Linked DNA regions of Mus musculus: regions 1 and 2 are each linked to region 3. The links are chromatin loops, found by intact Hi-C in ENCODE. Cell type or tissue: heart. All regions are shown on one strand. Links, peaks and the distances in the headings refer to the core of each region. The heading gives the core; the rest is flanking DNA. Region 1 holds the start of Gm38411 (a long non-coding RNA gene). Region 2 overlaps Pogz (pogo transposable element with ZNF domain). Region 3 holds the start of Mrpl9 (mitochondrial ribosomal protein L9).

Region 1 (10,482 bases), core at 2,048-7,047, 74 kb after region 3:
CCTGGCTTTCCTGCTTACCCAACAACCGCTGGCTAGGGGCCAGGCTGGGAGCAGGAGGCTCCCAACCCCTCCTCCTGCTTTCTCCAGCTGGTAAACAGCAGGGCAGGAGCCGGCCACGCCAGGGCCTCGTGACTCGCCCACTCCCTCCACCTGGTGCACGTGGCACCTGGCGTGGAGAGGGCAGGCAGCTGTCCCTTCGCTCCCAGCATTCCATTCTCCACCGTTGGCCCTCCGTGGAGCTTCACACTGTGCAACCAGTAGCACCCAGTGCTCTAGGGAGCTGAGTCTCCTAAGAGTCAGAGACAAAGATTAGGAGGAATAGCCGTTCTTAGCCCCAGGGAGACTGAAAAGTGTAGGGGTGTAGGGTGACTTTTGAGGGCCTTTGAGGCTTTGACTAGTCCTAAGTCCTTTATATGTATACATATATGTGTGTGTCTGTATAGGTGGGTGTGTGTACACGTGTGAGTGTGCATGTCTGTGGAGGATAGAGATTAAAATTTGATGTCTGCCTCAATTACCTTTTACCTTTTTGTTTTGTTTTGTTTTGTTTTGTTTTTTTGAGACAGGGTCTCCCATGGAACGGAGAACTCGCCATCTTGGTTAGCCAGATTGGCAAGTGATTTCTAGGGTTTCTACGACCCCATTGTTGAGACTACAAGTACCTACCTACCTATCTACCACTGTACCCATTTTGTGATGTGGGTTCTGGGGGATTAAACCTTGACCCTTGGGTAGGAGAGATGGCTCAGTGGTTAAGAGCACTGACTGCTCTTCCAGAGGTCCTGAGTTCAATTCCCAGCAACCACATGGTGGCTCACAACCATCTGTAATGGGATCTGATGCCCTCTTCTGGTGTGTCTGAAGAGAGTGATAGTGTGCTCATATACATAAAATAAATAAATCTTAAAAAACAAAAACCAAAAAACCAAAAAACCCCCCAAAACCCTTGACCCCAGTGTGTTTGTGGCAGTACTCCACTGACTAGGTCATCTCTGACTTCACGGTCTTTGGTGGTAAACAGGCCCATGTATACTGTTCTTCTCAAAACACAATGCCAATCTGGAGAGCTTTGAAAAGAGGCAAAGTGATGGCACCCCTACCTAGGAACAGAGTCAGAAAGAGGCTTCTGGAAAGGTTAGGGCACTCAAAGGATGGGGACCTTAATGGCCTGCCTCTATCCCAGAGCTATCCCCTCCTGCTCTTCTGTGCTCCTATCTGCCCATCACTGCTCAGTTTTCTGTGCCTCACCAGCTCGCTTTCATCTCCCTTAGTTATTGTTCTTCTTTCTTCTTTTCACTTATCTTTTTTTAATAGTATGGGTGTTTTGCCTGCATGTTTATTTGTGCACCATTTGTGTGTTTGGTTCACTATGCAGGAAAGAAAAAGATATCAGGTGCCCTGGAACTGGAGTCATACATGACTGTGAGCCACTGTGTGGATGCTGGGAATTGAACCTGGGTTCTTCTGGAAGAGCAGCCTGTGCTCTTAACTGCTGAACCCCGCCCCTCCTCTCATTTTCCTAGGGTGACCTCCAACTCACAACATTGCCTTGGGTGTGCTGGGGTTACAGACCTGCATCGCTGACCAGGTCCTTTTCTCTTGGTGATTATGGGTCTTAAGACCTTCCAGATGACCCCTCCCTCAAGCTAGAGGCACAGGGTGGAGGCCCCTAGGGATGCTTTCAGATGCCACACAGTATGGCAGTGGCAGACACTGCCTGGCACTGTCAGAATGACTGTGAGGGCTCAGGAAGCGACCGGGTCCTGGCTTGAGAGTGGCTTTCTTCTAAGCTACTCTTTCATTTCAGCATTCGAGACCTTCATTCCTACGTGTTGCTAAGATGATCTCACTCAGTAGTCCAAGATGGCCTTGAACATTCATGGCTATCCAGTTCCTTCAGCCTTCTGAGGGCTGGGATTACAGGCATCATCCTACCCAGCTTTTGGCCCTGCCTCCAGCATGGGGGGGTGGGTGATTAGGGTGGGGTTCCCTATTCAGACTGATACTGCCACCAGAGAGTTCTCTGTGCTTCCAGCTATCAGGAGATCACGCCCACAGGAGGAACTGTTCCAACAGCTTCAACTATTTGTTCCTCCCACAGTGGCCATAGGGTGAGTGTACAGCTGTCATCCAGTGTGACCTTGGGATTTACCGGGCTGGTAAAGCTCAGAGTAGGTTGTGGTGATTATGCCCCCTGGGTGTTCTTGCCTGACCCCCACCCCCACCCCCAGCTCCCCACCCCTGGCTTGCTGTAACCAAGGCTCTTTTCTGTAGGAACAGTGCTTTCTAAAGCAGAGCAGGGGCTATTTCCTCCTCAAATACATTCTTTTTTTTCTTTTTTTTTTTATTAGGTATTTTCCTCGTTTACATTTTCAATGCTATCCCAAAGGTCCCCCATACCCACCCCCCCCAATCCCCTACCCACCCACTCCCCCTTTTTGGCCCTGGCGTTCCCCTGTACTGGGGCACATAAAGTTTGCAAGTCCAATGGGCCTCTCTTTGCAGTGATGGCCAACTAGGCCATCTTTTGATACATATGCAGCTAAAGACAAGAGCTCCCGGGTACTGGTTAGTTCATATTGTTATTCCACCTATAGGGTTGCAGTTCCCTTTAGCTCCTTGGGTAATTTCTCTAGCTCCTCCATTGGGGGCCGTGTGACCCATCCAATAGCTGACTGTGATCATCCACTTCTACAAAACACCCATAGAAGGAGTTACAGAGACAAAATTTGGAGCTGTGACGAAAGGATGGACCATCTAGTGATTGCCATATGCAGGGATCCATCCCATAATCAGCTTCCAAATGCTGACACCATTGCATACACTAGCAAGATTTTGCTGAAAGGACCCAGATATAGCTCTCTCTTGTGAGACTATGCCGGGCCTAGCAAACTCAAATACATTCTTATGCAAGGAAGAGGCTGATAGGGATCAGAGAATCACTCTACCCCACGTGCCCAGTCCTCTTATCAGGCCCAGGAATCTCAAAGCAGGGGGCAAACAACCTGGAGGTGGGTGGTGGCGGCGGCTTGGAAATGGGGAGCAGTCACCAACTCTTCTTTCCCTTCCTCCCCACCCCTTAAAACCGCAGAAACCACTTAAAGCTCAGCACAGTCCTGTCCTTCCAGGGAGGACCCAAGGCAGCAGGTAAAAAGGAAACCTCTGGGGTTTGGGCAGCATGCAGAGGCTGGCTTGGCCCAGAGGGCGCCATCTTTCACTGGAGCCTCTCTACTGCAGTGCAGTAGAGACTACCTTTCTTTGAGCTTCAGGCTTACGGAGACTTCAACTCCCCAGAATGACTTGGGGAGTGGATGAAATCTTGGCCATTAAAAAAAAAAAAGACATTGCAAGCTCTTTGGCACATCCGTGGTTTCTGCATCCCCGTTGGTACCTATGTAGAGCCCCAGTATGGAGGAGTAGCGGGAAAGATGGACTTTAGCCCTACCCTGGAACTGCTTATAGCTCTCATTTCCCAATTAACACTGAGGTGGGACTGGAGGTGGGAGGATTGAAAATCAGGAGTGGAGGGCTGGAGATGGAGCCCGAGATTCAACCTACAGCACCTCATAACGTGACACGGTGGCAGGGCTTTACTGTATGTCTAGCCTTGGAAGGTAGAGGCTGGAAGAGCAGGAGGAGTTCACTGCCATCCTCAGCTGGGTAGGGAGTTTGAGGCTAGCCTGGGCTACATTAGAGTATGCCTCAAAAACAATTACGAGGAACAAAATTGGGAGGTCTGGTTTGGGGGACAAGGAAGACTTTAACAGTGTGGTTTGCTGGGTGTCACCCATGCGCCCTGAATCCTGTCACAGCTAAAAAGGGGGAGAACCATGGTGCTGACCTGCGTTGGTGGCAGTACTGTGCTAATGGCGGTACTTAGAGGCCTCAGCTCCTTGCACACAGGATGGGTTCTTAGGCTTCATTTGCTCCCATGGTATGTATCTGAGACTGGGGGACTCGGTGTACCTGTCTGAGCCCCGGGGGCTGGGAATGTGACAGAACATTTTTTTTGGGGGGAGGTGTTTTCTATCTCATAGACTCCCCAAATTCCTGGGCTGGGTTGTGGCAGAGGATGTTGGTATAGAGTCGCTGTTAGAAGCCTTCCTCACAGCCAAAGCCAATCCTCAGGCAAGTTTATTTAACCTCTCGGATCTCTTTCTGCCTTTGTGAACTGGTAATGCCTACTTTACCCAGTGGTGGTGAGATAAGACAGCGGGTAAAGTGCAAGGCCTGGTACAAAGTACACATGGCAGCTAAAAAAGTATTTCAGGCCCTCCCTCTCTTTTCCATTCCTGTAATTTTGCCTCCCTCCCCTTTCTTACTTTACTTTTCTCTACGGCCCATCGCCAGCTAGTTCTTTACTGATATTTGTTCATTTTCTGACTCACTTGATTCCTGCGTTTGTTTTCAAGCCTGCTGGCCCCAGTGCCTGGCATCCTATAGCACCCACCATTGCTGGAGGAACTGATGAAGGCGGGCAAACTGACCTATAGACATCCTTCCAGATACTTCCAAGTTGCATTGCTCACTAGGGATTGTTATGAAAGAACTTGAGGGCCGATGTACACACAGAGCACAGCACAGCACAGCACAGATAGAGCTTGGGGAGTGGGCGGACTTCTCAGAGTTCACAGGTTTAAGTGCGAAGTGCCAGGTTGTGAAGTGACTGAAGAGCTATTATCCCGGGAAGAAGAAACCCTTCAGGCTTTTAATACAGATTTTAGAAGTTACATTATATGTGTGTATTGGTCTCCTTCCACCAAGTGGATCTCTAGGATTAAACTCAAGACTGTCAGACTTCGTGACAAGTACCTTGAGTCATGTCACCTAGTTTTCTTCTTTATTATCTGTCTAAGGGCGAAGGTCATGTTGAATAACAACTGTACACTCACCTTAGAGGCAGTTGCCAGGAGGAACTAATGTTTGAAGCTGTCCATCCTACCCATTGATCAGGTTGCTGTCAGCACGGAGGATTGTTTGGTCAATGCTGCCATCTGGTGGACAACTGGAGCAAGGTTTCTTTGGCCTGGGGATTGGTGGTGGGAACCTAGTGGAGGTAGAAGGAGCTTGAGAAGGGTGACTTGTGTGTGTGTGTGTGTGTGTGTGTGTGTGTGTGTGTGTGTGTGTGTGTATGTGTAGCTGCCCCTGCTGAGATTTTTGTTAAGAAGAAGCAGGTCCTATACGGGGACAATTGGCACCATGGGAAGTGAGAAAGGCTAAGAGGAAGGAGGAAGTGGTCTAGGGCCTGCTGTGTACCTGCCTTTCTCTATCCCTCTTCCAAGTCTGGCAGGAGGAACAAGTTCCCAGGAAGGAAGAGGCAGAGAGAAGGTCACTGCTGACGTCAAGGGCTTTCAGGTAGGAGGTAAACACAAGATGACCCACTTTTATTCCACTGTCTTTCACCTTCATCTTCTGGCTGGAGTAGCCTTTTCTGGCATCCCTGATAACAGCACTCACTCCTTGATAGTATCCTCTGTCCCAGATCCCAGTCCCTATAATCCCAAGTACTTATGGGTACCCAAGCACTATTCTGTGCTTCTCCCCTGGCCCCCCAGCCCCTGTAGGGTGTCTGTATGTCTTGGAACTTGCTCTGTAGACTTGAACTCAGAAATCTTCTTGTCTCTGCCGCTGAGTGCTGGGATTAAATGTGTTTGCTAGCATACCTGGTTTACTCTTTGGTTCTTGACTCCAGCCATTCTTCCTGCTCCTGCACAGGTGCACAGGTGTATGGACTAGCCAGAGGGAGGCAGGAAGGGTTAAAGGGCACTGTGTGTTTAGTCTGTGCTCGCCTGGCTCACTCTTAAGGTTCAAAAATTTCATTTGTCTTTAGGACAAATATTGATCTAAGGGGTAGGAAAGGCCAGTTTCTTCTCTTCAGACACAGGGACCTTTAGGAGAGGGTGGCTTTCTGCTCTTGCTGGGGTGACACCAGGACTCAAGGGCTCTCTGAAAGCGCAGGGTTTTGTTAGACTCGAGGGACCTGTGATGGTTAGTTTTAATTGTCAACTTGACACAGTCTAGAATCTCTTGGGAAGAGAAAAGTCTAGATCATGTTGGCCTGTGGGTATGTCAGTGGGGGATTCTCTTGATTGCAATTACTTGATGTGGAAGACTGACCCACTGTAGGTGGTTCCATTCCCTGGCTTTGGGTCCTGGACTGTGGAGAAACTGAACTAAGTAAGCATTAGAAGCATGCATGCACACATTATGTTCATTTCTCTCTCTGATCTTTAATTTTTTGTTTTGTTTTTTGAGATAGAATTTCACTACACAGGCCTTGCTGGCCGGGAACTTGCTTTGTAGATCAAACTAGCTTCCAATTTTCAGAGAACTACCTGCCCCTGCCCTCCAGGTGCTAAGATTAGAGGCATGAGCCACCAAGCTCTGTTATTATTTTGTTCTTTTTTCCAGACAAAGTTTTTTTTTTCTCTTCTTTTTAAAAAACACATTTACTTATTGTGTATACAGCATTCTGCTTACATGTGTGCCTGCATGCCAGAAGGGGATCAGATCTCATTATAGATGGTTATGAGCCACCATGTGGTTGCTGGGAATTGAACTCAGGAAGAGCAGCAGCCAGTGCTCTTAACCTCTGAACCATCTCTCCAGCCCCAGATAAAGTTTCTTTCTGTTGCCTTGGTTATCCTAACTCACTCTTTAGACCAGACTGTCCTTGAACTCACAGAGATCCACCTGCCTCTGCTTGCCTCTGTATCTAGAGTGCTGAGATTAAAGGCATGTGCCACTCCCCCTGGGCATTACACACACACACACACACACACACACACACACACACACACGCACGCTCATATGCACGTACCCACCCACCTGACCTTTATAAGCCACAAGAGGGCATTAGATCCCCTGTAACTGTAGTTTGATAGGCAGTTATGAGCTGCCTGATGTGGGTGCTGGGAACTGAACTTGAGTCCTTTGCATTTAACCACTGAACCAGCTCTCCAGCTTGTATTGTCTCTCTCCCTGCTCCTCACTGTGGAAGTGACTAGCTGCTTCAAGTCCTGGCAATAACTTCTCCACAATGGTGTACTATCATCTAGAATTGTAAGCCAAATGAACCCTTTCTCCATAAAAGCTGCTTTTGTGTGTGTGTGTGTGTGTGTGTGTGTGTGTGTGTGTGTGTGATGGGGAGATAGTTTATCACAACAACGGAAATAAAGCTAAGACAGGCACCTAGAGCCAACTCAATCTAGGACTCTTGAAGCAGACTCGCTTGGGGATGGACTCTAGGCTCTCCATGTTTAACAAGCACTTCCAGGGATTCCGGGTCTCAAGCACTGCTTAAGGAAGGGCTGGGTGGAAAAGACTTGCTGCAAAGCCTAGAGTTTTTGGTGCCCACTGGAAAGCATGCAGCTAGAGACAAACTGATGTTTTATTAACAAAAATAAATACATGCCGGGCAGGTGGCAAGGATGAAGTCTGCAGACCCAGTGGAAACCTCCCAAGAAAGCTGTGGTGTCTATCAGTCTACAGGCTGAGATGAGTAGGTGCCAGGGAGGACCCAGGGCCTAGACCTCCAGCCAGTGGGGGCAGCAGGGCGATGAGGGGCGTCTCACATTCCCCCAGCAGCACGTCCCTGCGCAGCCCCGCGCCCCTGTCCAGCACTTTGGCCCTCAGACTGCGGACGGCCAGATCCGGCGGGCGCAGCCCCTCGAAGAAGAAGTCTTCGTTGAAGATAGGGTTGCAGCTGCTCTGGACCACCCGGCTCCGCTGAGCTCCAGGCCTAACGCGCGGCTGCAGCCGCAGAATCACGCAGCAGCCGCCGCCACCGCTCCCGGGGCGGGTCCGCGGCCGAGGCAGCCCCTCGGCGCTCACCAGGCGCAGCCTCAGCCGCCCGGGCCCCGCCTGGTACTCGGTGGACAGGCGCAGCTGCCCGCCGCGGGGCCCCAGGCGCAGCACGCTGTCCTTGGTCGGCCGCAGTTGGCAGCAGAGGAAGTCCAGGTGGAAGAGCGGTGGCGCACGGCGCGGCGCGTACGGACTAGTGTCCGCCGAGCTGGCCTCGTCGGGGGACAGGGACTGCGGCCTGGGCGTGTGCGGGGAGCCGCAGGGCGAGGAGTCCGGCGACGAGGCCGTGTCGCTGTCTGGGGCCCGGCAGAGGCGGAGGTCGGGGGCCGAGACGTGCAGCCGTGACTGCGCCGGGGCCAGGCCTGCAGCCAGGCCGCGCGGCCCGTGGAACAAGGACTCGCGGCGACGCGTGTGCGGGCTCTCGGGCAGGAAGGCCCAGCCCTCGCGGCCCGCCAGGTGCGGCAGCGAGCAGGCCACCGGGAGGTTCCGGCCGCCCGGGTTGCGGTCCACCCTGCCCTCGGCGCCTCTTGGGTCCCGGAGCCGAGGCGGTATGAAGAACTGTGGGATGCGGTCGGGGGTGAGGACATTAGGGTTGCAGCGCGAGGGCGAGCCCCGGGCCTGGCGCTTGGGGACCAGGCTGGGGTGCGCCTGCAGCGCCCGGGCCTCTGCGGTCCGTACCCTATAACCGGCTTTCTCCAAGAGCCACATGCAGTGGGTGGGGGTAAAGGAACACCGAGGCGGAGAAGGTCCAAGTTCAGCCTCCCGGCTGGAGGCTCTGGCCTGAGGTGCGCTGAGAGAACAGAAGAGGATGCGAATCGATGCTGCTGCGGAGAGCAAACACTTAGCTGTCTGCCTCTGTGGCCTTGTCCCCACACTCATGGGGCACGAGTCTGGCATATATAAGCAGGTAAAAGAACAGGTGAAGTCTGGAAACTGGAGAAATGGATTACGAGACCAGACAGAAGGTTTTTTCAGAGTCTGGAGATGGCTCAATGGTTAAGAGCACTTGTTGGTCCAGCAGAAGCTGTGGCTCCCAGCACCCCTATGGTAATTCACACTCATCCACAACTCCAGTTCCAAGGGATCCAACGCCCTCTTCTGACCTCTGCAGGCACCAGGCATGCACGTGGTGCACATACATACATACATACACACAGGCAAAACATTCACATAAAATACGTCTTAGAAATAATCTTAAAATGATTTTCAGAAGGAGGCCTTGTATGGCTAAGTATTTAGACTTCCTATTGCTAAGGATGTTCCACCCACTTCAGTGTTAGAGGGACTAACACCCGTACAACCTAAAGATTTGTAGTCACAATTACAGACCCAGATATTAATTCTGCTCATATATACTCTAGTTCCATAAGGTCACCACGGCCCTAAGTAGACTGGCTTTCTTGTCCTGCACCTAGAATCTGGTCTGGGGCCCTGGAAGCTCATTGCTTGTGCAGGCGGCTGTTGTGTTAGCTTCTCTGATTTGACTTATCTTTGGGCACTAGCCCCACCTAACTCTTGTCTCCTCCCCAAATCACGTTCACCTTCTCAAATTGCTCCTGAAAAGGACTCACTTCTGCTCCTGGCAGCCGGAAACACACCTGATTGCTGACCAGTAGACAAGCAGGGCCAGTCCAAGGAGATTCCCTTCTTTCGATGAGGCACAGACCCCCTCTCCCCTCCTCTTTATCCCTAGCTTCTCAGCCAGGCCGCAGCCACAGAGCAAGGCTGTAAGGCGGAGCTGAGCAGTTAGGCGGTTCCTCCTACTGTCCACTCTTTTTCCTTAGGAAACCTTAGAGCACAAAGGCACTATTGATTCTCTGCCACCCCCAGTGCAGGCCCAGGAAGGCTTCTTTGCAGTGAGCTCAGTGCACCCCTGCGTGGAATCACCATGAACAATGAAAGTGCCAGTAGTCTGCCAGGGACTCCTAGCCCGTATCTGGCTCAGTAATGCTCTAAGATTGTAGACCTTACCTATGGGCAGTCGCAGCTTCTGGCTGTAAAGAGTGCAGAACCGTAGGGGACCAGCTTTCTTTCTAGCTTGCTCCCCTAGCTCAGTGTTTCAGGGAGGAGCTGGCAGGGGCCTCTGCTGCCTACGTCTGACTTCTTTTCCTGGATAAACACGGGTCTGTCCCTCTGGCCTTCGACAAGACTTCTTTAACTCCTTCCTACAGTCAGAGCTGGATTTCCAGCAGCAGTCTGCTGGACCTGATCCCCTGCTGCTAAAGTTGGGGGAGTGGGGCAGAGAACAGACACTGTCATCAATGGCCAGTGGCTAGTTGTTGTCCCCACCATCCCCACCCCCACCCCACCCTTAGCCATACCCACACCCAGCATATCTTCCACTCCCAGCATATCTTCCACCCTTAGCCGTATCCACACCCAGCATATCTTCTACTCCTCTGGAGCCATCCCAGTAACTCCTCAACATCATGATTTTCAATGACTAGTTCCCTAAATTATATCCACCCCGTACCCCAAAAAGGGAAGAAATAGGTTCAGGATTTCTGGATATAAAGACACTAAGGACAGCTGGTTACAACAGTGAGGACCAGCTGACTTACATCCTCCATCTTTGGCAGGCTCTAGAAAGCATAGCTGGCCACTGGGCAGATGAGGTTATCAGTTTTGCTGGCACACCTGCCACCGTATTCCCTCAAAAACAGACTCTCCCTCCCTCCT
Region 2 (10,482 bases), core at 3,683-8,682, 410 kb before region 3:
CACATGACAGCTACAGCTGTCTGAAACCTCATTCCAGGGGATCCAGTGCCATCTTTTGGTTACTGTGTACACCATGTATGCACGTGGTACAGACATACATGCAGGCAAAACACCCATGTGTTTGTTTGCTTGTTTTTTTTTAAATCTCAACAAAGTTAGGTCACCAACCTCTGAAGCAGGACTTGAATGTTTTGCTTTCTACAGCACTAGTGTCTCTTTAGGACTCTCAGATTTAACATCACCACTTCTAGAATTTATAATCCTTCATAATAAACCACCTGTAAAACCTATACTGTGTTTCAACCTAAATCAAAGCTATCTTCAGGTCTCAAGGAAAGAAACAAAACAAAAAACTGGTATAACTTATGAGAAAACCTCTACTTTGTTAATTCAGTGCAACAGAATTTTACCCTATATCACTGATAAAATAAAAGGCAACAAATCTTAATTATAAACTGGCCACTAAGACAGACACAAAAGAATGTTTCCTTAGCTTATAAAGGAAGCCAAATTCAAGAAAAACAAAAAGTGCACTGACTAGGGACACAGACCAGCTCTGATACACATTGCTTTACAATCCTGTTTTTGTATTTGAGAAACATCAGTTAATCCAATCTCTCAATGTTTTAAGTCAATTAAACAGTATTTTACAAACTTTATGAAGCAGCAGATACTCACATGCTACAGCACAGAAAAGAGGAATACCAATGCCATAAAAAGGCAGCCTTAGATAGTCATTCTCTGTCTCTCTGTCTCTGTCTCTGACACAGAGAGCTCGAGAGCGAGAGCAAGATAAAGAGCAAGAAAGCACATGCGTTTGAGCATGCACACCCGAGCGCAGGGTCTCACTCTGTAGTTCCTGGTTGGCCTGGAACTCATTATTTACCTCCAGCTTAAGGCACTGTGTCTCAAAGCCTCCTAAGAGTCAGAATTATAGGTGTGAGCCACAACGGCTCTCTCTGGTTTCTTTTTTTGAAACAAGGTCTCATGCATCACAAGGCTAGTTTCAAACCCTATTGTATAACTGAAAATGACTTTGTGTTTGTGATTCTCCTGTCTCCACCTCCATTGCTTAGATTCCAGGTATGTCCCACCATCCCTAGCTTATGTAGCAATGGAGACAGAGCCTAGGCAAATACTACATAACTGAACAACACCCCCATCCCTCTCTCTGGATTCTTAAATTCTTTGTATCACATATTCTTCATAATTCAATGTAATTAATGTAAACAACCTAAGAACAAAGGAGCTTTAGTTACCGGAAGTAGTTTTATCCACAGAATTGTAATCTTCAACTACAGAGTCCTCAATGACATCACTGATTTTCTGCCATGGCTCCAGTTCCTCCTCCTCACATTCCATAAACAGGTCGGTGTCCGCCATGCTACAAAAAAATAAAATTAGTAAGATACTGACCTAGAATTGGAGAAATAATTTTATACTAAATATGAAACATTTATTTGTTAGAAAAGGATCTCATTCTGTAAAATAGGCTGGCCTGGCACTTATGGTTTCTGACTCCTGGCAATCATTCTGCCCCAGCTGGCTAACTGCTGGAACAGCGTGAGCCACCATATCCAGCTGCAATCAAGCTATCCTTCTATATCACTGGACCAGAGAAACTATTTTTATTCTTGAATATTAATCCTTTCCATGGTAAATTCTTTAATAATTGGCTTATATAAGTTGAAGGTATAATACTAAGAGGGTTCGGGTAAAGTACATGCAATAGCATTGCAAGGATAGGGCTGGAACTGTTGTATCTGTTACAGTTTTCCAGTCACTACTGACACCGTTTAGCATTACTTTATTTACTTATTGTATACATGTATACAGATGTGTGTGCCATAGCACACATAAGGTTAGAGGACAGCCTGCAGGATCGATCCTCTCCGACCATAAAGGTCTCAGGAATCAAACTCAAGATGTCAGGCTTGGCAGCAGCACTTTTATCTAAGCCATCGAGCCAGCCCAATACTTTTTTTTTTTTTGAGACTTACTATGTAGACCTAGTTGGCCTTGAACTCACAGAAAACTACAGGCTTCAATCTCCCAAGTGAGGAATTAAAGGCAGCAATGGTTGAAAGGGACAAGCAGGGAGGAGCTAGGAAGATGGGAAGGACCTGAGTTCAGACCCCAGAACCAACATACAAAACAAAAGCCCCAAACAAAAAAGCAAACAGATGAACCACTAGGTGTGGTGGTGAGGTGCTTTAAATCAGAGCACTCGGGAAGGGAGGAAACAGGCTGATCCCGACACCTCACTGAGCAGCCAGCCTAGACTGCCCGAAACAGCAGCTCAGGGTCAGTGAGGACCTTGTCTTGTCTATGGAAAGCAACAGGGAAATCCCTAACATCAACTCTTGCCTTACACACACATACACACACACACACACACACACACACACACACACACACACACACACTCTCTCTCTCTCCCCCTCTCTCTCACACACACACACACACACTCTCTCTCTCTTTCTCTCTCACACACACACTCATACTCTCTCTCTCTCTCTCTCTCTCTCTCTCTCTCTCTCTCTCTCTCTCTCTCACACACACACACACACACTCTTACACAAATGTTTTTTTGGAAAATTCCACAATGAAGCCCAATACTGTAAAAGCTAATTTTATACTTCTTCTAATAATGTGTTGGGTACAGTGCTTGCCAGCATATGCAATGGTCTCCAGCATACACACAAAACTGTCTAGTTAGTGATCGTGATGTTTAGGGTCTTTTGTTGGTGTTGCTTTGTTTTTGAGATAGAGTTTCACTATGTAGCCCTTGAAATCGATTGGTGGACCATGCTAGCCTTGAACTCACAGAAACATAACTATTTCTGCCTCTCAAGTTCATGTCTGACTCACTGGTTGTTATTGTTTTGGTTTTTCTGAGACAGGATGTCTCTATGTAGCCCTGAATGTCCTAGAACTATGTACACCAGCCTGCCCTTAATGCCAAACCTTGACTTCACAGTTTTGTCATCACTACACACTAGAATCATGAGAAGAATCTCAGTGAGGGACTGGCTATACTGGGTTGGCCGATGTATATGTCCTGGGAAACATTTTTACTTTATTTTTTTATTTCATTTTATGTATATGAGTATGTTTGCCTGCCTGTGTTACAAGATATTTGACTATTGTACATAGAAAACCCAATTGTTAGCAAAATATAAAAACTTCAATAGATACTGCATTTACATGTCAGACACAGTTAGTTACAAGTGTCCTGTAGCGGTGCAGTTTGAGTATTCATCTAAAAAACCTCTACAGACAAGAACACAAAAGAATGAAAAGTACCTGCCTATCTTAAAGCAAGTTGCTTGGGAGAGAGAGGTCTTGTGGTCTTGGCTCTATGATCTGAAGCAAAGTCAGCTAGATGGCCTAGAGCTACCCCACCAAGACAGGAAGTGGTTTGTCCCCTACTGTGGCTTGCCACACTAAGCTAGTGACATGGTTCAGCCTGCCAAGGGTGAAGTTTCTTTTATAAGCAATTGGACCTTTAATAGAGCTCTCTTGCCCGCCTGCCACCCCTTCCCCCCCCCCCTCTTTCTCCGCTTAGAAGAGCCTTTAGGAAAAGAGCTCCAGGTAAGAGATAAGAATTTCCTCTTTAGGTTTGTAGGAACAACAGAGAAACAGCTGCAGGCCACTGGTAAAATAATATTCTAGGAAAGAAAGCTAAGGAGTCCTCTTGGGTTTCAAAGAGCTCAAGAGAAAGGTAGACTAGACTAGTTAGGTACAATGACACAGATAGAAAGTGACTGCTAAAGAGCTAGTAATTTAGTTGTAGAATCAGGCTTGTAAATAGATAGTTTGTGTATAGTTCAGAAAACAAAGTTCCCTCACTGAGGTAGCAGGCTTTTAACTCCTGCTAGTTTATGCCTCCTGTCTCTTTACAGGTATAAATATTAGATAATTTAAATGGCTACATGTATGTCTGTGTATCACTTGTTTGCATTGAGCCCTTGGAGGCCAGAGGTGTCAGATGCCCCTAGAATTAGTTATAGATTGTTTTGAGCCTCATTGTGGACGCTGGTAATTGAACCCCAGACCTCTGGTTCCTAACTACTGAGTCATCTATCCAGCCCCTGACTGTTTTAATTAATTAAGTTAACTGACCCAGATCACTGTGGGTGTCACCATTTCCTAGACAGAGAGTGCTAAACTGTATAAGCTGAGAAAAACTGACTGACAGCAGTTAAGAGTTAGGGCTCTTCCAAGACCAGATTCAATTCTCAGCACTCACATGGCAGCTTACAACTGTCTGAAACTCCAGTTCCAGTGGATCTGGTACCCTTGCATAGACATACATGGAGGCAAGACATCAATGTACATAGAAATAAATATATGTTAAAAAAGGGAAAGAAAAACTGATCCGAACACAAGCAAGCAGGTGAGCATGTATATATCTATTTCTTTTCTATTCTTTTAAAAGATTTATTATATCTTATTATTATATTATAGCTATCTTCAGACACACCAGAAGAGGGTGTCAGATGTCATGTGGTTGTGAGCCACCATGTTGTTGCTGGGTTTTGAACTCAGGACCTTTGAAAGAGCAGTCAGTACTCTTAACCGCTGAGCCATCTCTCCAGCCCTTCTTTTCTGTTCTTGACTGTGGAAATGATGTAACTAGCTGTTTTAAGTTCCTGCCCTGACTTACCTGCAATGATAGATACACTATAACCTGGAATTGTAGCCTGAAATAAACCCTTTCCCACCTAAATACATTTTTAGAAGATTTACTTTTTAATCTGCATTAGCACCATATGTATACCTGGTGCCCACAGAAGTCAGAAGAAAGTCAGATTCTCTGGAACTGGAGTTATGGATGAGTGAACCACAACCTGAGTGCTGGGAACCAAATCCGAGTACACGACAAGAGCAGCAGTGCTCTAACACAGAGCCTCTCTCCAGCCCCTATGGAAACTGCTTTATGTCCAGATATTTTTATCACAATAGCAGGAAGGAAACTTGGACTGTGATACAGATTTTTCTTTAAACTTTGCATCTAAGGTAAGAACCCATCTATCTTACTTTAGTATTTCCTGTCTAGGAATTCTGCAAACTGCACTACCATGAGCAGCTGCTGTTGTGGCCTCCAATATGAGCTGAGAAGGGGTCAGTTTGTCTTGAATTGAAACTATTAACTATAGTTAAGAATTTTAGTTTCTTTAAAAACCCAGTTATGTTATGTTATGTGACTATGTTTTTGTTTTAATCCCAGGTATGAGGTATGGAACTGCTTCAGATTGTTCATAGCAGATAACTGATTTTGTCTCGTGCTCTGGCAAAGGCATGATTCTGCTAACTGAAGATAGTTCATATTTGAAATTCTGGGGACTTTTGAGAGGGTATAAAAATGCCAGAATCCAGAGGGCTGCTGCAGTTTGTCAAGTGGTCATGAGTAAAGAGATGGGAAGAAGTAATTGGATATTCTGACAATGAAGACTGACTGGACTTGCCCCCAAAGGAACTCGATGCCCCAATCAGCAGGAAGTAGTCTAAAGAGGTCTATACCCTGCCCCCATTTCCCCTCTAACCTTTTTTCTTAACTACCTAGTGTTGGGGTGGGGTGGGGTGGGGTGTGGAAGGGATTGAGGTGGAGAAGGGTGGTAGAAAGAGCCCAATAAAGTATGGATACAGTTACCTTCAGTGCTCACACAAAGCCCTCACTGCAAAGGTTATAGGTATCCTCAGAGTCCTGGAACTGCAAAAACCAGAACTACAACCAAACTACACTGTGTATCAACCTATAAACTTGACAGGTGTACTTCGGGCAATGCCCAATAGATGGCACTGTATCCTTTGTAATTGTAAAACATCTCACAAAGTCTCAAGAGTCAGGGACAACCAGGGGCTCAGTTTGGAAATCCATTTTAACTGGTAAAGCCCTTACCTTGACTCTAGGGGGCCTCTAACCATCAATTTTAATTATATATGTCTTTTCAAACCAAAACCTCAAAGGGAAAGCAAGAGCAAAGTACCTAAAGTATTACTTAAATTCTCTCATTCTGCTTAACATATACAGATATTAGACTATTAGACAATGTAGCCAGAAACTGAGTTACAGAAATTGAAAAACAAAACTACAGGACTATGTGAACACTCAGTGAGTAAAGACACCTTGCAACCAAGCCTGACAACCTCACTTCCATCTTCAGCATCCACACAGTAGAAGAGAACAAACTCCCACAAGCTCTCCTCTGACTTCCTCAGGCATGCTCTGACATGGGTCCAATTTAAAGGGGGGGGGGGATTCAAATAAACAACTGTATGCCATTGTTCTTTGCCATGTAACTTTATACATACACTACAACCTCTTCCAGTCAAGAATCCAGGAAAATGACAAGTACAATCTGGGTAGAAGTCTCTGCAGATGTTTAAAGGACACTGTTTCAGTGGTGACTAACTGAAAACCACCTCTCCAAACATAGACCAAGCAAGACACAGCTTTCTTTCTCTTTTTTTATTTTTTTGTTTTTTCTATCTAGGGTTTCTCTGTGTAGCCCTGGCTGTCTTGGAATTCACTCTGTAGACCGGGCTGGTCTTGAACTCAGAAATCCGCCTGCCTCTGCCTCCCAAGTGCTTTGATTAAAGGCGTGCACCACCACTGCTAGGCTTAGACACAGCTTTCTTTTTAAGTAGAACAATCTCAAAACAAATTGTGCTCTTCATACTATGCCTGTGAATACTTTACCAGTATATCCCAAAAGACTGATCTTTATATCAAGTATTTATAATCTTACTCCCCTTCCCCATCTTTTCCTCTAATCAGACAAGGTCTTGCTTTTTGCTCAGAGCTGGCCTCAAATTTGCAGTCCGCCCCTACCCCCCAACTTCCAAACCCTAGGGTTGCAGTCTGTACCACTAGGCTAGAATTCCCCTCCTCTTCTCTTCTCTTCTCTTCTCTTCTCTTCTCTTCTCTTCTCTTCTCTTCCCCTTCTCTTCCCCTTCTCTTCCCCTTCTCTTCCCCTTCTCTTCCCCTTCTCTTCCCCTCCCCTCCCCTCCCCTCCCCTCCCCCCCTCCCTCCCTCCCTCCCTCCCTCCCTCTCTCTCTCTCTCTCTCTCTCTCATTTTCTTCATTTACATTTCAAATGCTATCCCGAAAGTCCCCTATACCCCCCCTTTTCCCCAACCCACACACTCCCGCCTCCTGGCCCTGGCATTTCCCTGTACTAGGGCATATAATCTTCGCAAGACCAAGGACCTCTCCTCCCAGTGATAGCCAACTAGGCCATCTTCTGCTACATATGCAACTAGAGACACGAGCTCTGGGGGTACTGGTTAGTTCATATTGTTGTTCCTCCTATAGGGTTCCAGACTCCTTCAGCTTCTTGGGTACTTTCTCTAGCTCCTCCATTGGGGGTTCTGTGTTCCATCCAATAGATGACTGTGAGCATCCACTTCTGTATTTGCTAGGCACTGGCATAGCCTTTGAACTCCCTCTCTTAAGATACTCTAAATAACCAGGATACAGGATTTTTGATTTTGTGAAATAATGAATTTAAATGACATAATGTAAATGTAAGTCTTATTCTCCTGTATAACTGTCATCCCCAAGGCTTACTGCCTCAGCCTGCTAACTTAGGCCTAGTCCTGGAAGCTTCTAGCATTCATACAATCTAATCTAGATCTAGAATGTTTTCAGTCTCTGATTTCTGCTGAATAAGCGCACCCGTTCTTGTTCTTTCTGAACTCTAGCTGGCTGGCTCAAAGCTGTTCTGGTTCAAACTCCTCTCCAAGCTGACTGAATCTGGCTTCTGTCTTGGCCTCTTGACTGAATTGCCCTGCTTGGCCTTATACTGATTTTGGCAGTATGTTCTAGTCTTCTGGCTCCTTCTCATTCTCTGGCTTGTTCTGTCTTCCCCTATGTCTAGCTTGTTCTCTCTGCATCTTATCTCTCTCTAACTGTCCTGGTAAAGCCACCTTCTCCTTCTCCTCTGCTCCCTGGGGAGCTTCCTTTTCCTCTAACTGCTGAGCCATCTCTCCAGCCTCCTCGTCCTCTCTATTCTCATGAGAGCCAGTATATACTAGTCTGTCAAATCTTTCCCTGATCCATCTGATCCATCTTTGTCTGCCACTCAATTAGTCATCACTTTCAAACATGGTGCTTGCTTCCTTCTACAAACTAACTTTACCTTCATTGTCTGGGATTAAAGGGTCTGCCTGTATTCCAGCCAGAGGCATTAAATGTGTGTGCTAAGGGCTGAGCCTCACCACAATAGAAACAGATGGTTTCAGTAAATAGCACAATCTTGGGGTTTACAGTGTGATCAAATATCCTGCAACAACATAATTTTTCCAGCTGATTGAATTATGTTGTCTCTCTCAGGAAAAAGGCTTATTACTCAAAAACTGAAAAATGGGAATGCTAGATATTTAAAAGAACTTTTCCCCTCACTTTTTCAAAATGTAAAGAAAATTCAAGTTATTAGCAAAGTTTCTTTTTTTGATGTAGAAGGAATACAGAACTTCCTTCTGTAAGGCTGCTTAACCCAGTAATTGCTGACTGAGAGCATATTTTATACTTATTCCAAAATGTATCTGAAAGACAGTGAGGCCAAGATTTTCAAAACAGTCCTTGATTCGGACCTAAACTGGTATCTCAGAATGTGACCATTTCTTTCACTTAGCATGCAAATCGTCTAGCGTAAAAAGAGAGGCTTTAGAAGGAGTCAGAATAAATGACATTCTTGAGGAGGCCTAACCTTGCAGCACTCCAGTTTATCTTCAGGGCTGGGGTGAGAACTAGGTTAGGGTCAGCATGGGGAGAGGGAAACAGGATCCCTGGGGCCCCTGGGACAAGTAAGCCTAGCTTCTCAGGTGAGAGTCCTAACCCCACCCCCCACCCCCAAAAAAGACCCATGATGGACTGGGTCGGTGAGATGGCCAGTGCTTGAGAGTGCAGAATGCCTTCACAGAGCACTCAAGTTCAGTTTGCATATCCATGTCAGGTGGCTCATAACCAATGCCTCTGACCTCTGTGGGCACCTGTGCTCATGTGCACATGCCCACACATAGATACAGTTCAATCTTTCTTTTTTTTAAAGGCAAGGTGGTAGCAACTCCAGAAAGACAGCTAAGGTTGTCCTTCACACACACGCACATATACAAACAAGTCATATAACCACATCAAAAAACTTCAGCAATATGATAAAATGCTGCATTTAATAAAGATACTCACGGGGGCTGGAGAGATGGCTCAGCGGTTAAGAGCACTGACTGCTCTTCCGAAGGTCCTGAGTTCAAATCCCAGCAACCACATGGTGGCTCATAACTACCATGTAATAAGATCTGACGCCCTCTTCTGGTGTGTACAAAGACAGTTACAGTGTACTTAGAAATAATAATAAATAAATCTTAAAAAAAAAAGCCGGGTGGTGGTGGCGGCACACGCCTTTGATCCCAGTACTCGGGAGGCAGAGGCAGGTGGATTTCTTGAGTTCGAGGCCAGCCTGGTCTACAGAGTGAGTTCCAGGACAGCCAGGGCTACACAGAGAAACCCTGTCTTGAAAAACAAAACAAAAAACAAAAAACAAAAAAAAGGAAAAAAGAAAAAAAGAAAGATACTCACGAAAAATAAGCATTCTTTTCAATGATCCATGGTATATACTTCTTCACTGTTTGAGGGGCTTTTTGTTTGTCTTTTTAGACAGGGTCTCATTATGCAGTCCTGGCTGCTGTTCTAGAACTCAGTATATTAGACCAACCATGCTAGGCTTGAACTCTCAGAGCTTCACCTGCCTATACACCAGGAATGCTGGGATTAAAGGTGCGTACCACTACACATGGCACTATTGCTTATTAAAAAGAAAGTATTATCAAATGTGCAGCATTGAAAATGTACATTTGAGGGCTGGTGAGATGGCTCAGCAGGTAAGAAGAGCACTGACTGCTCTTCCTAAGATCCTGAGTTCAAATCCTACAACCACACGGTGGCTCACCACTATCCCTAATGAGATCTGACACCATCTTCTGGTGTGCCTAAAGACAGTTACAGTGTATTTACATACAATAATTAAATCATTGGGCTGGAGCGAGCAGAGGTCCTGAGTTCAATTCCCAGCAACCACATGATGGCTCACAACCATCTGAAACAGCTACAGTGTACTTATTAAAAAAAAAAAGCCCCTTAATTAAAAAAAGAAAAGAAAAAAGAAAAAGAAAAAGAATAAGAAAATATACATTTGCCAGGCAGTAGTGGTGTGCACCTATAATCCCAACACTTGGGAGGCAGAGTCAGGCAGACTGAGTACCAGGACAGCTTGGGCTACACAGAGATACCCTAACTCAAAACAAACAAAACTATCTATCATTCCACTTACACTAAAAATCTTTCTACACCAACGTTTTATGGGTAGGGGGACATCATGGTTGGAATAGGGTCTAAGTTGATCAGGCTGTCCAGTAGCCAGTCTCTTACTCATGGAGTCTTTGAACATGTGATCCCCCTGCATCAGCCTCCCTAGTAAGT
Region 3 (10,482 bases), core at 3,411-8,410:
TAACCTGGATCACCCTAGGTAACAGTCTGGTCTATAATTTCCTACGTAGGACTGAATACACCTGGGGAACTGATTCTGGTTGATGTCAGGGAAGGGCACAGATGCCCACAGATGATAGCAGAAGAGGCTCAGTCTTATTTCTCAGCGAGGGTGGTGAATTTACAAACAGAACAGGTCTTGAGACTAATACTGCTTCATCACAAAAGTAATGATTCTCCAGTAAGTCACATATTCCCAGGTTCTTCCTAGCTAGAGATAAAGTAAACTCAACTGCCCTTTCCCATTAGTCCTTAAAATCTGCAACTACCTTTAAGTTCTGAGCCACATTCCTCCCTTTTCCCTGCAAATCAACCAAGAATAACTCCCAACTCCAGCTAGTAAAACCATTTTATAGAGGACAGTTCAATCATGGGTCTTCTACCAAGGAGAGATGGCTCTTACTCAAAGGAAATACTAATGTTTGGGAACACTCACATTCTTGAAGAAATGGCGGGCAACTATTTCAGGGTTTAGTTCCCATTTGACATTGTTCTTCATTCCCACCTCTAGATGACAGCTTCTCAGAAACTTCACTGTCTGTGGGTCAAGAGGAGTTGGAGTCAGAGGAGAGGAAACAGTTCAAGCCACAGGGTCTTAGGTTCGGGAAAGGTATAACATCTGCTCTACAGCTACAAGAGGTGACAACAGGACACTGATGGGAAAACCCACAACAGTCATTTTCCTCAGCTCTGATATAGAAGAAAGATGCTTTCAGGATTTCATAGGGGATTTTATTTTGCTGTTTCTAGGCAAAGGAAGAGAAATAGTCTGTATTAAACTCGGGATTAGGGCGGGCAAGATGGCACAGTAGGTAAAGGTGCCTGCTGCCAAGAACAATGCCCAGAGTTTGACCCCAGAATCCACTTCGAGGAAGGAGAGACAGGCTCGTGCAAGCTGTGCTCTGAACTGCACATGTGCTCTGCCCCAGTACACAGATGTAATAGACTTCCTGGGGCATCTTGGGAGGAAGTAAGCTTCAGGACTCGCAACCTCACAGCTCTGGCATCCAGTTCTACCTGCCCTCCAGCATTAGTTCTTTCCTGCTTACAAAACTAAACATAGATTACCTGAAGGTTCAAGATATTTTTTACACTTGATGCCCAACCCTCTTTCCAGCTGTCTCTTTTTTCTCTTTTGGTTTTTCAAATCAGGGTATCTCTGTGTAGCCCTGGTTGTTCTGGAACTCACTCTGTAGACCAGGCTGACCTCCAGCTCAAGAGATCTACCTACATCTGCCTCCCAAGTGCCGAGATTAAAGGCGTGCGCCACCATGCCTGGCCCCGCTGTGTATTTTCTACTATTACACTATATAAACCTTTACTTTAGGTAGACTGGAGTATCTTCATTGTTAAAATATGCCCTTGAGCTGTTGGCAGGTGTGTGTATAACACACACAAGGCCTAGCTTTGCTCCCCAGCATCCACAATGACCTTTGCAGCATATGTCTACAATCACACCAACTGAAGGGCAGAGTAAGGAGAATTAGGTTAGGGCTGGCCTTGGCTATATACAGAGTTCAGGGCCAGCTATGGCCATATAAGATCCCCTATTTCAAATAAGCATACCTTAAATATTCACTTATACTGCCTAGATTGCCTCAAACCTACTAATTCCAAGGGCCTTATTTACTACTACAAGAAAAAAGTACCCCTCCCCTCTTACCCCCCAGCACCTCCAGACCCTCTTTCCAGCTGTCTATCAAGTGACTCCTACTTTACTGCCTTTAGTTTGCTGACTACCTTCTCCTGTGTGTCTACAGTTCTCTCTCCAACTTATTTGAAAATATTCCCAAAAGGCAGAGTCTTTATCTTATATTTTCCCATAGATCTTGCTTCCTGGATTGGGACTCCCTCAAAAGCTAGGGCATTTTTTGCACCCCCCCCCCCAAAATCCCAGGCTCTGAGTATTTCAAATGGAAGAAATGAACAAATTAAAAAATTGGCACATTTTCTTAAAGGAAGTAAAAAAGCAGCCAGCTGTGGTGTCCAACGCCCTTAATCCCAGCACTTGGGAGGCAGAGGCAGGCAGATGTACAGAGCTAGTTCCAGTACACTGTACCCAACACAGCAGTTCCAGAGGACTCCATACCAGCTACACAGAGCATCAGCCACAATACTACTTTAGCTCATCCTTGTGTGTAACAATAAGCAGACGTGAAGGCCATCAGGGACTCAGGAGGGCGATGACCTCCATGAGGAATCAATAAAAACTTCCTACTCACCGCCTCTCCTGCCTTTGTCTGGATCTTCTCCAGTTTTCCTTCGCGTCTCAGCTGAAAGAGATGAAACTGAGTAGAAGCAATGCGCCACACTGAGTAATTACAGCCCAGCTGTGCTGGGAACTGGTGGGCTTCTGGGTTCTAGCTGTTACTTCATCTTTGAATTAAACAACAAAAGGAAGGACTTCCTAGCAGGTACCTTAAAGTTTTATTTTTCCAAACCCCTTGGTCCTTTGAGCTCACCGATTTCTCCTCTTCAAACAGCTTCCTATTTTCAGGAGAAGCATACACTGCCAGTCCCTGAGAAAGGAGCTTGTTACGACCCACAGATTTCTTCACTGAGACCAGATCACCCCGGACTCCAATTTCTGTCAATGAGAACGGGAATGGCAGATGAAATCTCTGCAGGCTATGGAAAAGATGATCATGGGATCAGCCACAGGTAAAGGCTGTGCCTTAGTGTACTCAGGCCTTGGGGTACATCTCCAGCATCACCAAAAGGGAGGGGCATAGAAAAGAGACAGCCCTTACTTTCTCACAGTTTTTATTCTTCCTTACAAACACCACCACCACCACCACCGTCAATTTACTAGGGCAGGTTATAAGGTCCAGTCGTTAAAGTGCCAGCTGCATAGAGGATCTGAGTTTGGATATTGTCCATAACCTTAGCACTGAGGGGAGGTAATACCTACATCCCTGGGGGCTCAACTCATGCCCTGTATCAAATAAGGTGGACCTTTGGCGCCCCCCTTCTTTCTCTTTCTCTCTCTCTCTCTCTCTCTCTCTCTCTCTCTCTCTCTCACACACACACACACACACACACACACACACACACACACACACCATGCATTTATTAGGAACTACACTTGTCACACGTCTAGCTTAAAAACTGGTGCAGACTGAGCTGTTCAATCAAAGAATGTCACTGTTTGTGCTGCGAACTGTTAGGCTTCTCTTTACACAGTTAACAATATTGCACACACGTTTTAATTTTCCGTGACTTTTTTTTTCTCACCAGAACCACAAAGTAGTAAAAACAAAGCAACAAAAGAGAGGCAGGAAGCGGTTAACGTCAAACAAGAGCAGGGGACAGAGGACAGGGACAGGGGAAGGGGTCAGTACCTGGGCCCAAGCCTTACCGTCCACAGACTGCGTGAGGATGAGCTCCAAGTTGTCTTTGGGCCGGTGTTTCGTGTCCTCCACCAACTTATACACGCGGTGACGCCGGTGCAGGTGCGGCTTTCGGCCCTCCCCGGCGAGCGGCACCTTCCACCAGCGCTCCACGATGACCGTGCTCTGGTGGTCAGGGAGGCTGGGGTGAGCGAGTGTCCGCAGAGAACAACCCGCCACCCCGCCGGCGTCCCCAGGAAAGTCTGCCCCCCAGCCCCGCAGTCTGAGTCTGGCACGAACGACACTCCTGTCCCCCACCGTGTAGGACCCAAGCCCCAGCCGGCCCTCACCTGATAATGAGAGAGACTGAAGTCACGCCCCGGGGTACTCCCTTCAATTCGCGGCCGGAATAGCTCCCGGATGCCTCCTTGACGCAGCCAAGCAGCACCTGCCCACCACAGAGTCCTAACCCCGGGAGCCACAGAGGCCGCCATGACAGCGGAGCGGACAGGCGGAAGAAGGACCCCGCGCATGCGCAGCTGCGCCTCTGGGCTGCCCGCGGCGCGCCTGAGTGGTATAGATATAGGCTGCGCTGAGACCTGGGCATGGGGAGTGGGAGAGTTGCCGCAACCCCGCCTTGCACGCCGACGATAGGACAGCGGAGAGAACTGCTTTTTTTTTTTTTTGTCACCACTTTCCACAGAGCTTTGCGTGGACCGACAGTGGAAAACGTACTTTTTTTTTTTTTTTTTTTTTTTTTTGGCTTCACTTTTAAAAAAAGAGGCGGAGGGGGCTTGGCGCACCCTGTAATCTTCCTGCAGGACAAGTTCAAGCTAATCTGGTTTACATCTCAAGCTCTAGGCCAGCCAGGGCTACATAGCGAGACCAATAATAATAATTAACTGGTGAGGAGGAGGATTTTTATCCATAAAAACCAATGATAACAATATAAGTGGTTTGGTTTAGTTCTAGGTACTGGGATCACTTCTAATTTTGACATGCTATAATTTCTGAACACTAAAATATGGATGTCACTCTCAATTTTCCCTTGAATCTTTCTAAAAGTAGTCGAAGGATGGGATCCTCTAAAAACTCTGCAACTTTCCATGATATTGTTACTATTGTATTTAAGCTAATATTTAAAGAGTTGCAGGAGACAAACTGTAGAGAAAAAGAAACTACTGTTAGGCACAAGCAGGTCCTTCTGTGGAGTCTTTGTGCTTAATAGATGGTTATAAAATGAGGGTCTATAAAGGAGTGTGGAAAGATGTGCTACACTCCATTTTATGTGCACTTACATAGACTGACCTACACGCATTTCCTTGGTATTCAGGACAAGTCTTCAACAGTCTTTTAATTGTTTGCACCCAGCACTCAGTATGTGGAATTTCATTCTTTTTAGTATCCAGTGTCTTGATGCTCTCAGTTCACCTTATGGCTAACCGCTATTTATATGCCAGTGATGTCCAAATTCTTATCCTAGGCTCCCACAAACTTCACATTGGAATACCCAACTTCTTATTCATCATCATCTTATATGTCTAACAGACATTTAAAACGTAATGTATGCCCCATTCTTTATAAACTGCCCTACCTGCAGGTGTTCCTGTTACAGCTGATGAGAATTCCATTTTGTTGTTTTGTTTTCCTCCATTCTTTGAAACATCTTATTATTTTAAAATTTTTACACGTTTGTATATTTGAGATTATATAATTTTACCCTTTTTCTCCTTCTAACCCCTCTCCTCCTCTCTCAGATTCATGGACTCTTTCCCCTTGTTATTTATATTTGTGTTTATACATTCTTAAATATATAAATATAATCTGCTCAGTCTGTACATTCTTACTTGTACGTATGTATGTTTTCAGGGCTGATCATTTCGTATTGGGTAACCAACTGGTGTGCTCTTCCCTGGGGAAGATTATTTCTCCTGTTCTCAGCATTCTTTTCTTGCCTGTAGCTCTTTGTCTAGGGTTGAGGCCTTGTGAGCTTTTTCCTTTCTCATTAGTATATTAGTATATTAGTGTCCTCCTTGTTCAGGTCTTGTTTAGGTAGCAATGTTGGTAAGAATTCACAGATGTAGCGCCCCTGACATTTTTAGGAGACACAATCTCATAGCAAACTTCCTGTTCCTCTACTTCATAGAATTGTTCTGCCTCCTCTTCTACAACAATCCCTAAACTTGAGATGCAGGTATATTATAGATGTATCAGTTGGGAGTGCGTTTCACAACTCTCCGTTTTGATGGTTGTAGTTTCTGTAACGATGTCCACTTGTTACAAAGATGTTTCCTTGATGAGTGGCAAGAACTACACTTATCTGTGGGAAGAAGGATAACGTTTTAGAATGTAGTTAGAGATTATGCTGGTTTAGTAGGGTGGTAGTTATAGGTTCTCCTCCAAGATCCATGACCTCACTAGGCAGGAACATCTTAAGTTTCCAGAAACAGGCATGACTTCCCTCTTGTGGAGAGGTCCTGAAGTACAATTAGAGCGTTGTTGGTTACTGTCAAGGTAGTATGCATGCTGCTGGTTACTGTTGTGGTTGGTAGGCATCATAGCTAGGTAGGACTATCAGTTGCTTTCTTCCTTTAGCACCATGAAAACTAGTTCCCAAGGAGGAGGCTTTCAGCTCAGAACTACCTCTGATCCTCTGAGTGCTGAGCACATTTTTAAAAGCTTCTTTATTTCACAAGGCATCAGGAAAACCCTATATGTTCTTAAATAATTACGCTAAATAATTAAAACATATAGAATATATATCACATGTAGAACACTAACGAGGTCAAGGAAAAGTGAGAAAAAAGGGAAAGTGAAAAGAGAAATAAAAAGGAAAGAAGACAGGAAATGTTTAAAATCTAAGAGGCAGAGCTGGAAAGATGGTTCACTGGGTAAATTGCTCGTATGCAGCTCTGATAAACTGGGTTAGAGTCCCACAACACACAAAACCCCCTAAAGCCAGATGAAGTAACTTGAGTCCATTGAGTCTGTAATCTCAACCTCAGCATTACTATGGTGATAGGAGATAGAGACAAGAGAACTGACCAGAAGCTTAAATTCACAGTGTAGCAGCAGATAGAACAAGAGCCTTTGGTTTAAAAACAAGGTGAAAGGAAAGAATAGACTACTTGGAAAAGCTGTCCTCTGACTTCCACATACACATGCATAGGAATTAAGTTAAAAGGATCCATGTGGCAGGCTGGCATGGTGGTGCCGGTCTTTAATCCCTGCAGAGGCAGGAGGATCGAGCTCTCTCTCCCAAATCTAAGTGGTAACACTTTTTTTTTTTTTTTTTTTAGAACAAAAGGTATATTGGAAAGAGGCAGGAGACTACCTTGTTGCATCTCTATTCTACCATAAAATCATACTGACTTTATTTGGTTGACTGTTTGTTTCAAGCCCTGGCTGGAAGGTACCTGTCACACCCATGTCTTCCTCTTTGCTGTCTTGGTGAAACAGCTGATGGAGGGCTCCAGCTACCTGCTCCTTATTGGCCAGACAAGTGGGGAGGCTGACATGGGATGGCTTTCTGACTAAACAGGTAGTTCAGCCTGCTACCATGCACAACCATAGCATCCGATTGGAACAAAAGTGGACACTGTGTGAGGAAAATTTGCATCAATGAGACAGAAGAGGATTTACTCTCTTACCTTCTGGTTGAGGTCACCAAGGATGTTATTGGGGGTCACTCGTACCCCAGTGTTTTCACACTGACACAGAAAAGTGTACACAGAGCTAAGTAGTAAGAGATCTTATTTGGAAGCAAAGTAAAGGCACAAGTTAGATGTACTACATGGAGCAGTGGGTCCTGAGCAAGCATGCAGTAGGAGTGCCTGGTTCCTGTTTAGGGCTTTCTTTCACGGGTTCAAGGAGAAAAACAGTTGATTGTGTGATTGTGATTGTGATTGTGTGTGTGTGTGGCTTGATGCCCCATTGTGGAGAACACATTATCTTTTTCTGTAGTAGTCACGGAATAAGAGATGTGTCCTACACAGTTTTATAGGATTTTCTTTCCTTAAGCCAGATGTAGCTTATGCTTGTAATCTCAGCACTTTGGAGGTAGAGGCAGGAAGATCCAAAGTTCAAAGCCATCCTCACCTACTCAGTTCTAGACTATTCTGGGCTGCATAAGACCATCTCCTCCTCCTCCTCCTCCTCCTCCTCCTCCTCCTCCTCCTCCTCCTCCTCCTCCTCCTCCTCCTCCTCCTCCTCCTCCTTTTTCGGTTTTTCGAGACAAGGTTTCTCTGTGTAGCCCTGGCTGTCCTGGAACTCACTCTTTAGACCAGGGTGGCCTCAAACTCAGAAATCTGTTTGCCTCTGCCTCCCGAGTGCTGGGATTAAAGGCGTGCGCCACCACTGCCCAGTTTCTGCTTCTGCTTCCTCTTCCTCCTCCTTCTTCTTTTTAAATTGTTTATTTAGTTTATGTATATGAGTACACTGCAGTTATCTTCAGACACACTAGAAGAGGGTCGGATCCCATTACAGATGGTTGTGAGCCACCATGTAGTTACTGGGATTTGAACTCAGGACCTCGGGAAGAGCAGTCAGTGCTCTTAACCACTGAGCCACCTCTCCAGTCCCTGGCTTCTTCTTTTTTTATTAGATATTTTCTTTATTTACATTTCAAATGTTATCCCCTTTCCTAGTTTCCCCTCTAAAAAATCCCCTATTCCCTCCTCCCTCCCCCTGCTTCACAACCCACCCACTCCCACTTCCTGGCCCTGGCATTCCCCTACATTGGGGCGCAGAACCTTTACAGGACCAAGGGCCTCTCCTCCCATTGATGACCAACTAGGCCATCCTCTGCTATATATGCAGCTAGAGACATGAGTCTCACCATGTGATTTCTTTGATTAGTGGTTTAGTCCCAGGGAGCTCTGGGAGTACTGGTTAGTTCATATTGTTGTTCCTCCTATGGAGCTGCAAAGACCATAACTTCTTTTTAAAAAATCTTTTAATTTTTTTTTTTCATTTGAGACATGTATCTGACCCAAAATTAACCTCAACCTCCAATTCTTGTCCTGTCTCAGCCTCCAGAGTGCTGGGATAATAGATGTGCACTACTAAAGATCATTTTAAGAGTCATATCTAGTCACTCTTTCATGTAAAAGACCGCTCAATCACTTCCCCTTTACGCAAAAGAAAAAGCCCATAGATTGGTGTAGGTTGTAATGTACTATAGCTATACTTACTGCCCCATTCACCTACAGTAGCTGCCTTCCTGTTGATAACAACAGACACACCTTTAGCATTTGAAGGGGCTGTTGCTTTTGACTAGGATAGTCCTTATCCTTAGACATTAGCTTCGTTAACAGTCTATTTATTAGTATTGTTGTTGTTATTGAGATAGGGTGTTTCTGTGTAGCCTTGGCTATCCTGCAGTTCACTATGTAAACCAGAAAGCCCCCTGTCTACACCTGACTGGCTGACAATCTTAACTCCCTTTGTCTTTGATTGATCATCTTTTCAGTGAGGCCTACATGGATCACCTGTACCAAAACCCTGCTGCATACCCCACACTTCTAATCCTTTTAGGGTTTTTGAGATAGGGTCTCAGAGTGTAGCTCTGGTTGGCCTGGAACTCATTATATAGACTAGGCTATCCTCAAAAGATCTACCTGCTTCTGCTTCCCAAGTGCTAAGATTAAAGGTGTGCCATCACACCTGGCTTGGCTCTTTTTTGTTTCCCCTTTAGCAGTTCTCTTCTGACATGCTTATTTCCTATATACTTACAAATATCTGGCTCTCTCACTTTAAATAGAGCAGAGATCTATAGTTCACACAGTGGTGCCTGGCTCATAGCAGGCCCTCCATAAATATTTAAATTGACGGTTAATAAATTTTAAGAGGCCTCAAACTGTTGGTTCTAGAACAAATTTTTCTCTCAATGCTAAATTTTATCAGTGTCTTAGGTTTTCTATTTCTGTGATAAAACACCATAAACAAAAACAACTTAGGGGGAAAAAGGTTTATATCATCTTAAAACTCTCAGGTTATACGCTTATCACTGAGGGAAGTCATGGCAGGAAATTGAGACTGGAACTGAAGGAGGGGCCATGGAGGAATATTGTTTATTACTTTGCCCTGCATGGCTTGTGCACCCTCAGGACCACCAGCTCAGGGGTGCATTACACACAGTGAGCTGAAACCTTCCACATGAATCACTCACTGCTTAAAATCCCCAGAGGCGTGTCCACAGGGAATTCTCAGTCCATGTTACCACTTCTTAGGTGACTCCAGCTTGTCTCAAGTTGAAATAAAATCAACCAGCACAATTGTTACCATATTCTTATGTGTGTATGTGTTAACTTATTATAGAATCTTTCTAGTTTCTGTTGAAAATTTTAAGATCTAGCAGAACTGATTCTGTGTCTGGCACAGCAACTTATTGCTGAGTTATGTTGGAGTGAGCTTTTTCCTGTTTTAATATATTGATTCTGTAACTACTAATTTCCACTGGTTGGGCCTGTTTGTGTGCTTGAAACAGGGTTTTGATATGTGGCCCTGTTCAGCCACAATCATGCTTCTGCAAACCAGGCTGGCTCCAGATGTTGAGCAATTCTGTCATCTCTGTCTCTTGACTGCTAGGATTAAGGATGTGTATAGCCTTAGAGTTTCCTAGAGGTGTTTAATTTGGGATTTCTACTCTATAAAGACAACCGAGAAAGTTCTGCACTTTGTAGTACTTATGTGCTATGGGGAGGGATGACTGCAAAAATAAAGAACTGCAAAAATAATTGCTAATCAGGTCAGTGTTGGAGCAGGGCCTTCGAAGCTTACTGTGACATTAGACACCAACTCTGTAGTTGCTGGACTTAGAAGTGTTCCAGAGGGAAGGCCAAGGTGGTAGGTACAAGAAGAGCTCCAGCAAGGCTGCTAGCCAACCAGTATATAAGATTTTTTTTTGTTTGTTTTTGTTTTTTTGGTGTTTTTGAGACAGGGTTTCTCGGTATAGCCCTGGCTGTCCTGGAACTCACTTTGTAGACAGACCAGGCTGGCCTCGAACTCAGAAATCTGCCTGCCTCTGCCTCCCGAGTGCTGGGATTAAAGGTGTGTGACACCACACCCGACTCAGTATATAACTTTTAAAGCATTTTAATTATTGCTATAGTTGT

Evidence for each region. A loop is a pair of places that touch in the nucleus more often than their neighbours do. Peaks named below come from ENCODE experiments on the same cell type or tissue, not always from the same donor. Only the 100,000 strongest peaks of a DNase experiment are listed, where the experiment ranks them.
Region 1: it touches region 3 in a loop (2.2-fold over the local background); 27 of 42 quality-filtered maps call a loop at or near these places.
Region 2: a loop joins it to region 3, with 1.9 times the contacts of the local background. A loop is called at or near these places in 7 of 42 quality-filtered maps.

The regions. Positions count from the first base shown.
Region 1 is chr3:94,361,458-94,371,939 of GRCm38, reverse strand. Gm38411 (a long non-coding RNA gene) reads left to right here and starts at 917. Exons shown (of 3, transcript XR_867461.1): 1 at 917-2,111; 2 at 3,092-5,015; 3 at 5,283-6,405. It overlaps C2cd4d (C2 calcium-dependent domain containing 4D), which reads right to left and starts at 9,496. Exons shown (of 2, transcript NM_001136117.1): 1 at 9,402-9,496; 2 at 7,373-8,593. The coding sequence starts at 8,511. The coding sequence ends at 7,486. In heart, for the core only: a CTCF peak has its summit at 4,979 (motif pointing left); a DNase peak (open chromatin) is centred at 4,989; H3K27me3 peaks cover 1,985 bases.
Region 2 is chr3:94,844,852-94,855,333 of GRCm38, reverse strand. It overlaps Pogz (pogo transposable element with ZNF domain), which reads right to left. Exons shown (of 19, transcript NM_172683.4): 2 at 1,260-1,384. The coding sequence starts at 1,383. Among named protein-coding and RNA genes, the nearest start is that of Pogz, 13 kb to the right of the region's middle. In heart, for the core only: a CTCF peak has its summit at 5,793 (motif pointing right); no DNase peak of the experiment used is centred there.
Region 3 is chr3:94,436,730-94,447,211 of GRCm38, reverse strand. Mrpl9 (mitochondrial ribosomal protein L9) reads right to left here and starts at 3,876. Exons shown (of 7, transcript NM_030116.2): 1 at 3,718-3,876; 2 at 3,397-3,553; 3 at 2,501-2,625; 4 at 2,261-2,311; 5 at 475-576. The coding sequence starts at 3,861. In heart, for the core only: a CTCF peak has its summit at 5,822 (motif pointing left); a DNase peak (open chromatin) is centred at 3,901; H3K4me3 peaks cover 991 bases; H3K27ac peaks cover 960 bases; H3K27me3 peaks cover 801 bases.